2 separate regions of the Mus musculus genome follow, and region 2 is linked to region 1. Evidence: chromatin contacts called from ENCODE POLR2A ChIA-PET data. All regions are on one chromosome and are shown on one strand. Each heading gives the region's core, a stretch centred on a gene start or an enhancer-like site at or near the end of the contact. The rest is flanking DNA. Distances are from core to core; before and after follow the strand shown.

Region 1 (3,192 bases), core at 643-3,142:
GGAAGGCCAAGACTCCAGGTCCCCAGAGCAGAGGACAGTGCCTCTGAGCAAGAAGGACAGCGTCATTCCTGAGAACATCCGCCACAAATTTGGGAGCAAGATGGTGGACCAACTGATCTCTGAGGATCAGGTGACAAAGCCAGGGACTCACTCGGGAGACGACGTGGGAAGGAAGGTTGTCCTTAGAGGCTTTTAATGAGGATTCAAAACCCATTCTTACAAAAGGTCCTTATACTGTTAGACCTGCTTCTTTCAAGGCTCTCAGGTCTACCTTCCACCCCTGTGTTACAAGTAGGAAAATAGAAGCCTAGAGGGTCCCAAGACCTGCCAAAGTCAAGAGCCTGCTCTATGTCAAAACTGATCTCATGGTTTCCTGCTTCATAGGCCCAGCCTTAACCTTGTGGGTCTCAGTTTCCTTCCTGGTATGAGAAAGAAGCTGGTCTCAGTGTCAACTAAGAAGTTTGATTTATGGGATGTCTTAGTATTAGGCAGCAAGTTGGGGCTCTAGGGTTCCTCAACTGTGTAAACTGGGGAAGTCTGGCCTCTTGAAGTCCTGTTTCCTCAACTCTACAATGGTGGGGACAGACTCAGCTTATAAAGAGCCTCTTTCTGATGATGTATACAGTAGGAGCTCAACATGTATAGGATCATTGCTGTCCGCTCATGTCTTTGCCCACTGGGAGGAGAGACTGGATGGGGGAGGTATAGAACTGGCCCTGGGGGCTGCAGCCTGCAGAGAGGAAGGCAGGGTAGGAAGGAGAGGACATTCACTTAACCCTCCTGGTCACTTTGTCTCTTGTCCTTGCCTCCCCCATCAGGCTCGACAGGCCATTGGTGAAATGTTTGAGGGCCAGAAGAGGCCAAGCTCATGGCCTAGCAGGACCCAGAGCCCCATGCAAGCCTCCTCCATTTTCTCAGACTACTATGACCTGGGCTACCACATGCGATCCAACTTGTTTCAAGGTCAGGTTAAAAGGCAAGGGTGGGGTTGTAAAGCATGCTCGGTCCCCTGGACATTGGGCACCAGAGGTCTTTGGGGATTCTGTATCTTAAGGCCCAAAGGCACAATCCTACAGACATCAACTTTACAAGCACCCAAGGCATCCTCCTTGCTGACGTGCCCTGTGGGAATACCAGAATCATCTAGTCCCTGGCAGGTGTGACTTCACATGCAGGTTACAGTGAGGCCCTCCCTCACTAGACACCTATGGTTTTCTAGTCTGCAAACAGGAGGCCTAGGTACTCCAGACCTCTGACACCTTTGTTGATGGTGACAAGAGCAGCTTTATTGGGTTCAAAGGTCAGCTTGGTCACTCACTAGTGGCTGGGGACGACTGTGAACAGGAGGCCTCAGCTCTCTGAACCTCTGTCTCTTCCTTGTGCAACTGGGTTGATAAAGACAAAGTGGTCCTTACTGCTATGGGCAGGATTCCAGGACAGTAGGGTGACAGGTCATTTGTTTTTTGTTTGTTTTTTCCTTCCCTGGAGCTCGATGGTGACATCACCTGCGGAAAATGTGGGATGAAGAGGTGCCCATTTCTAGAAGGATAACTTGGCCCGGCCAGTCCTGTTTGGTTCATGAGTGCCATGGGCTTTGTGTCACAGCTGGGCTTGCAGCCAAGAGCAAGACCCACGATGAGAGGCAGGACTCACAGTGGTGGTCCCTAGGGGTAACAGGATTCCCAGGTCTTCTCTCTAGGATTTGGGGGTACAGAGTGCGTTGCAGGAGCTGCTTCTCTTTGCACCCTTTTCAACTCAGCTTCACTGTCTAAAGTCCACTTTAACTGGCCCTCCTCCCTCCAGCTGTCTTCAGTGCTCCCAGGGTCTGTCTGGCAAGACCTCCTTTCCCTGGCTTTGGGTCCCTGTCACCCCAGGAACCAGACTCACAATGGAAGCCTTTCTGGGTTTTTCTTTGAGCCTGAGGGCTCTTTGTCACTGGCTGGGGGAGGGAAGCTAGATTGGATCAAACTCCTCTTTCTCGGAGACTGGGATTCTCCTTTCCCTGTTCCACACTGGTCACCAAAGAGTTCTTACCTACTCTACACTATAAACTACGTGCATGAGCATAAAAGGATATTGCTTTTAGGGAACCATAGCTCCCCTCATGCGGCCTAGGCGGTGGAAGTGTGTGTGCCAAGGGAGAGCAGGAACCAGCCTCCGCCAACTCCCAAGGCTCACAAGGGTCCATTGTTGGATTTTCCTGAACTGACTGGCATGTAAATGGTATCTTGACACTAGACTGGAGCAGCCTGCACTGGGAGACTGACGCCAGAATGAGGGCTTTGGCCGGCAGCACTCTAAGCATGTGACTGTCTGTGTCCCTGTCAAGGTCCACCTCCTGGGATTCACCTTGGCACTCCCTGCTAGGAGTAGGTGAGGCGTGGCTGCATTGAGGCAGGGGAGAGAAGCCAGACAGGAAAAACAGTCTGGGTCATGGATCCTAGAAAGTCTTTTTCTGGGGTGGAGTAAGAAACTAAGGTAGTGTGGGAGACAGGGGAATGGACTTGTTCAATTTGCATGAAGGTTTGCTCCAGTGCAGTGTGGAGAAAGACACTGGGGATCTGTGAGACCAGATAGGGTAGACACTGGGACAGTAATGAGGAAGGACTGAAGGAGGAACCGATGACTGCAGCCTGATGTGCTTGTTAGCCTTCTGTTATTGCCACATAAATGCCCAGGATAATCAACTTATAAAAAGGTTAGCTAGATGCAGTGATACATGCCTGTAATCCCAGCACTCAGGAGGCAGAGGCAGAGGCAGAGGCAGAGGCGCAGAGGCGCAGAGGCGCAGAGGCGCAGAGGCGCAGAGGCGCAGAGGCGCAGAGGCGCAGAGGCGCAGAGGCGCAGAGGCGCAGAGGCGCAGAGGCGCAGAGGCGCAGAGGCGCAGAGGCGCAGAGGCGCAGAGGCGCAGAGGCGCAGAGGCGCAGAGGCGCAGAGGGGCAGAGGCGCAGAGGGGCAGAGGCGCAGAGGGGCAGAGGGGCAGAGGGGCAGAGGCGCAGAGGCGCAGAGGCGCAGAGGCGCAGAGGCGCAGAGGCGCAGAGGCGCAGAGGCGCAGAGGCGCAGAGGGGCAGAGGCGCAGAGGGGCAGAGGGGCAGAGGGGCAGAGGGGCAGAGGGGCAGAGGGGCAGAGGGGCAGAGGGGCAGAGGGGCAGAGGGGCAGAGGGGCAGAGGGGCAGAGAGGCAGAGGCAGGAG
Region 2 (3,239 bases), core at 201-2,700, 44 kb before region 1:
GGGGTGTGCAAGCTTCCCCAAGCCAGCCACCCCCACCCCTCCTAACACACACACACACACACACACATACACACATACACACACACACACATAAACTCAAGTCACCACAGGCTGGCTGGAAGAATGGCTACAGGGAGAGAGGAAGCAGGAAGAAAGCAGTAAGGATCTGGGTTCGAACCCTGCCTCTGCCTTTTCCAGGCTGTGTGACCTTGAGCCAATCATCTGGCCTCTGGAGCGTTGCTTCTTTCTCCCATAGTCAGAGGATTAGATGTGAGTATAGAGGGTGACCGGATTCCTGAGTGGCCCCTTACCTCTCTCTCAGCACAGGACCCAGTGAATTTCCCTCTTAGGAAAGTTTCCCTCTTGGAGGCTGTGTACCGCGCCCACCCCCACCCCCAGCCAACCCCACTATTCACTAGATGTTTGCAAGTTTCCAAAGAAGCTGCACTCTGATTGGACAAGTGCAGCCTGCAGGGAGGACTGGGATCTGGACAACCCAGCACAGAAGACGGAGACATCAAGGGACAGGGGACTCACCCAAGGGCACAGTGTAAGAGGGCCACAGAATGGGGGACAGGGGACTTTGACAAGCCAACTCCAGAGGCCTTGCACACTAGGAGGCCAAAGTCAGAGAGCAGGGAAGTTCCCCTCTCCTCCCGATTCCTCCCTGGTCATTTGGGAATTTGGCAGGAGAGCAGGGTGAGCCCACAAGTGATAGCTCCAAAGCCAGTGCTCTTCCCTACATTAAGCCCAGCTCCAAGACACCCAGGCCTCCTCCATCTAGTTCCTTGTACCCTTCAGCTGCCCACACCCTAAGGGCGGGGAGAAGCAGCCGCATCAACTCCTTTAAGAGTCAGCCAGGGCAGTAAGGCAGGCCCGGTTTGTTGGTCCCTCCCCAGCGCTCCACAGTAAGGAAGCGTCCCGGATCTGGGGCAGCTCTCCAAAGCTCTAAATGGCTGCGGCCTGTGCTGTCCCGTTGCCACGGCAATGGGTATAGCTATTCCTCTCGGCTCCTCTTCCTCCCCCTCCTCCTGCCTCGGCTCCCCGCCTCAGAATCCTAGGAAAGCCAGAGGCCGAGGGACGCGCAGGCGGGACAGCCCGGGAGCGCGGGGCCAGGACCCCCCTGTCAGCGGGCTCAGGGCTCACCCTGTCCGATTGAAGCTCTTCGCCCTGACACAGGCGGCTGAGGAAGGACTTCTGCTCCCGACACAGCGTCTGGCGGGTGGTCAGGAACACCGTGCCCCCCACGTTCAGCCGCACCCACTTGCCCCAGCCGCCCCCGGGGCGGCCGCCCGCCCCCACCGGTGGCGCTGCCTCCCCGGCCTCCATCCTCATCGCCGGCCGCGTTGTCTGCATCCTTCCCTCCGCACGCCGCGGGCGAGTACCAGGTGCAGGGCATGCCGGGAGCTGTAGTCTGGAGCCAGGGCTGGGATGCTCTGCGCTTGTCCTGGTGTTGCTCGGACAGCACGTCCCGCCCCACATTGCCTTTCTTGGTGATCTATCATCTGGTCTCTCCGTGTGGCCAGACTGCTTGGTTTGCAGAAGGCCCTGCGAAAACAGTGATTTCCTCATTGGCTATCCCCCCCCATTTGTTCTGCTTTGTACGGGGGCCCCAGCTGAGGAATACCTGACCTGAGAAGAACTTTCTTCCTCCAGAAATTCCTATATTTACCTGAACCTACTTTTAAAAATAGGCGCACGCGCCTGTGTGTGAGCATGTGCGTGTGTGCATATGCGTGCATGAGCCACATCAGCAGTGTTTCTTTTTTGTCCCGTGTGTGGCAAAGACCACGGGGATGAGGTATAGTCACCACCTCTTCCTAAATTCTTTGAGGATATGTAGTTGGGCTTAGGGCTGGCTGAACGTTTCTGTGTGCCAGAAGCTGTGTGAGCATACATATGACTCCTTTAAGCTTCCTGCATCCCTGCCGGGTTGCTCTGGATGCCAGTCTTGGTCTAGTCTGAATGCTACGGAGTCTGCTTAAAGAGTGAACGTTCAGAAGATGAAGTTCAGGTACTGGCTTCTCTGGTGCCACTTGGCTTCCATATGTGCTTGACCTGAAGCTTGGAGATGAGGCATGGATCGGCTCTACAAAGTGGGGAAGGGGAGTTTTAGAATAGCCCCCTCCCCCATGATGCTGAGATGCCCAGGCCCCCCAGATGCCTTTCCTTGATGGGAGTGTGGGGTGTGCAGCAGGACTGGGGAGGCTCCAAAGCTCTCAGCAAAGGAGGAATGGGCTTAGGGTTTGGAAATGGTCACTCTAGCATTGGCATTCAAGGTGATTGCTGGGCTAGCAGAATGGAGAGGAAACAGGGGAGGGGGAGGATCCTGTTTGGGGGACATGGTCACTGCTGTTCTCACCCCACTGTTCAGTGAGTTCCTGAGGACAGTTGTTCCTTTTAGGACAACACAGCAGGTACAAAAAGACCTGACTTAGGGATGGCCTAGTTTCACTTTCTGTTGATGTAATATTAACATCCTGCCAAAAGCTAACGTAGGAAGAAAATGGTTTATTTGGCTCATAATTCCATATGAGCTCTTTGCTATAGGGAAGTCTAGGTTCCAGGACCTCGAGGCAGCTAGCCACATCCACAATCAAGAGCAGAGAGAGAACAAATGTATGCTTGTACTCAGCTCACTGTCTCCACTCTTACACCGTCCTGGGCTGAAGCCTAGGGAATGGTGTCTCCCACAGTGGGCTGTGTCTTCCCACATCAATTAATGTAATCAAGACAATCTCCTACAGTCATGCCCACCTGATTCAGACAATTCATCACTAGCTCTCTTCACAGGTGATTCTAAACTGTGTCAAGCTGACCCATCACTGGGGAGGTGAGAGGGGCAAACCCCTTGCAAAGGATGGAGGTCAGATCTTCCTCCTTCGGGCTGCACATATACCTGTGATGTCCTCCAGGCAGGGCCCTGTTATAAGTACCTGGCCACAGACACCAAAAGCATCCATCAGAGATAAGTTCATTGAGCACCGTGCTCTCAAGACCACACTCTTGGTGTGCCATCGCGATCAGGGTGATGACGGCAGCCACCAGGACAGCAGGTACTGTTCACTGAGAGCTTTCCTGGTTCAAGTGGTGCCCACACATGGGCCGTCCTCATTCCGGGACTCTCAGATATGGATCCTACTTTTCCATGCCTCTCTTACAGTAGATAAAAGGAGGCTCAGGGACTGTGGGACAGTGCTGGGAGAGGCTATGGAGAGCAGAGTCAACCTCAAAGCCTT

The links. ChIA-PET counts read pairs that join two places held with the same protein, here RNA polymerase II (POLR2A).
Region 2: POLR2A ChIA-PET joins it to region 1 with 14 read pairs in Patski. The contact joins the promoter of Kctd17 here to the enhancer-like site in region 1. POLR2A ChIA-PET finds 5 or more read pairs at or near these places in 2 of 5 experiments (Patski and embryonic stem cell).

What each region holds. Positions count from the first base shown.
Region 1 is chr15:78,383,052-78,386,243 of GRCm38, reverse strand. It overlaps Tex33 (testis expressed 33), which reads left to right. Exons shown (of 7, transcript NM_028522.1): 4 at 1-130; 5 at 819-963. Among named protein-coding and RNA genes, the nearest start is that of Tex33, 11 kb to the left of the region's middle. Within about 2 kb of position 1,892, at least 1 of the 3 ENCODE cell types and tissues checked has a DNase peak (open chromatin) inside an H3K27ac peak, as active enhancers do.
Region 2 is chr15:78,426,775-78,430,013 of GRCm38, reverse strand. It overlaps Kctd17 (potassium channel tetramerisation domain containing 17), which reads right to left and starts at 1,450. Exons shown (of 8, transcript NM_001289671.1): 1 at 1,147-1,450. The coding sequence starts at 1,356.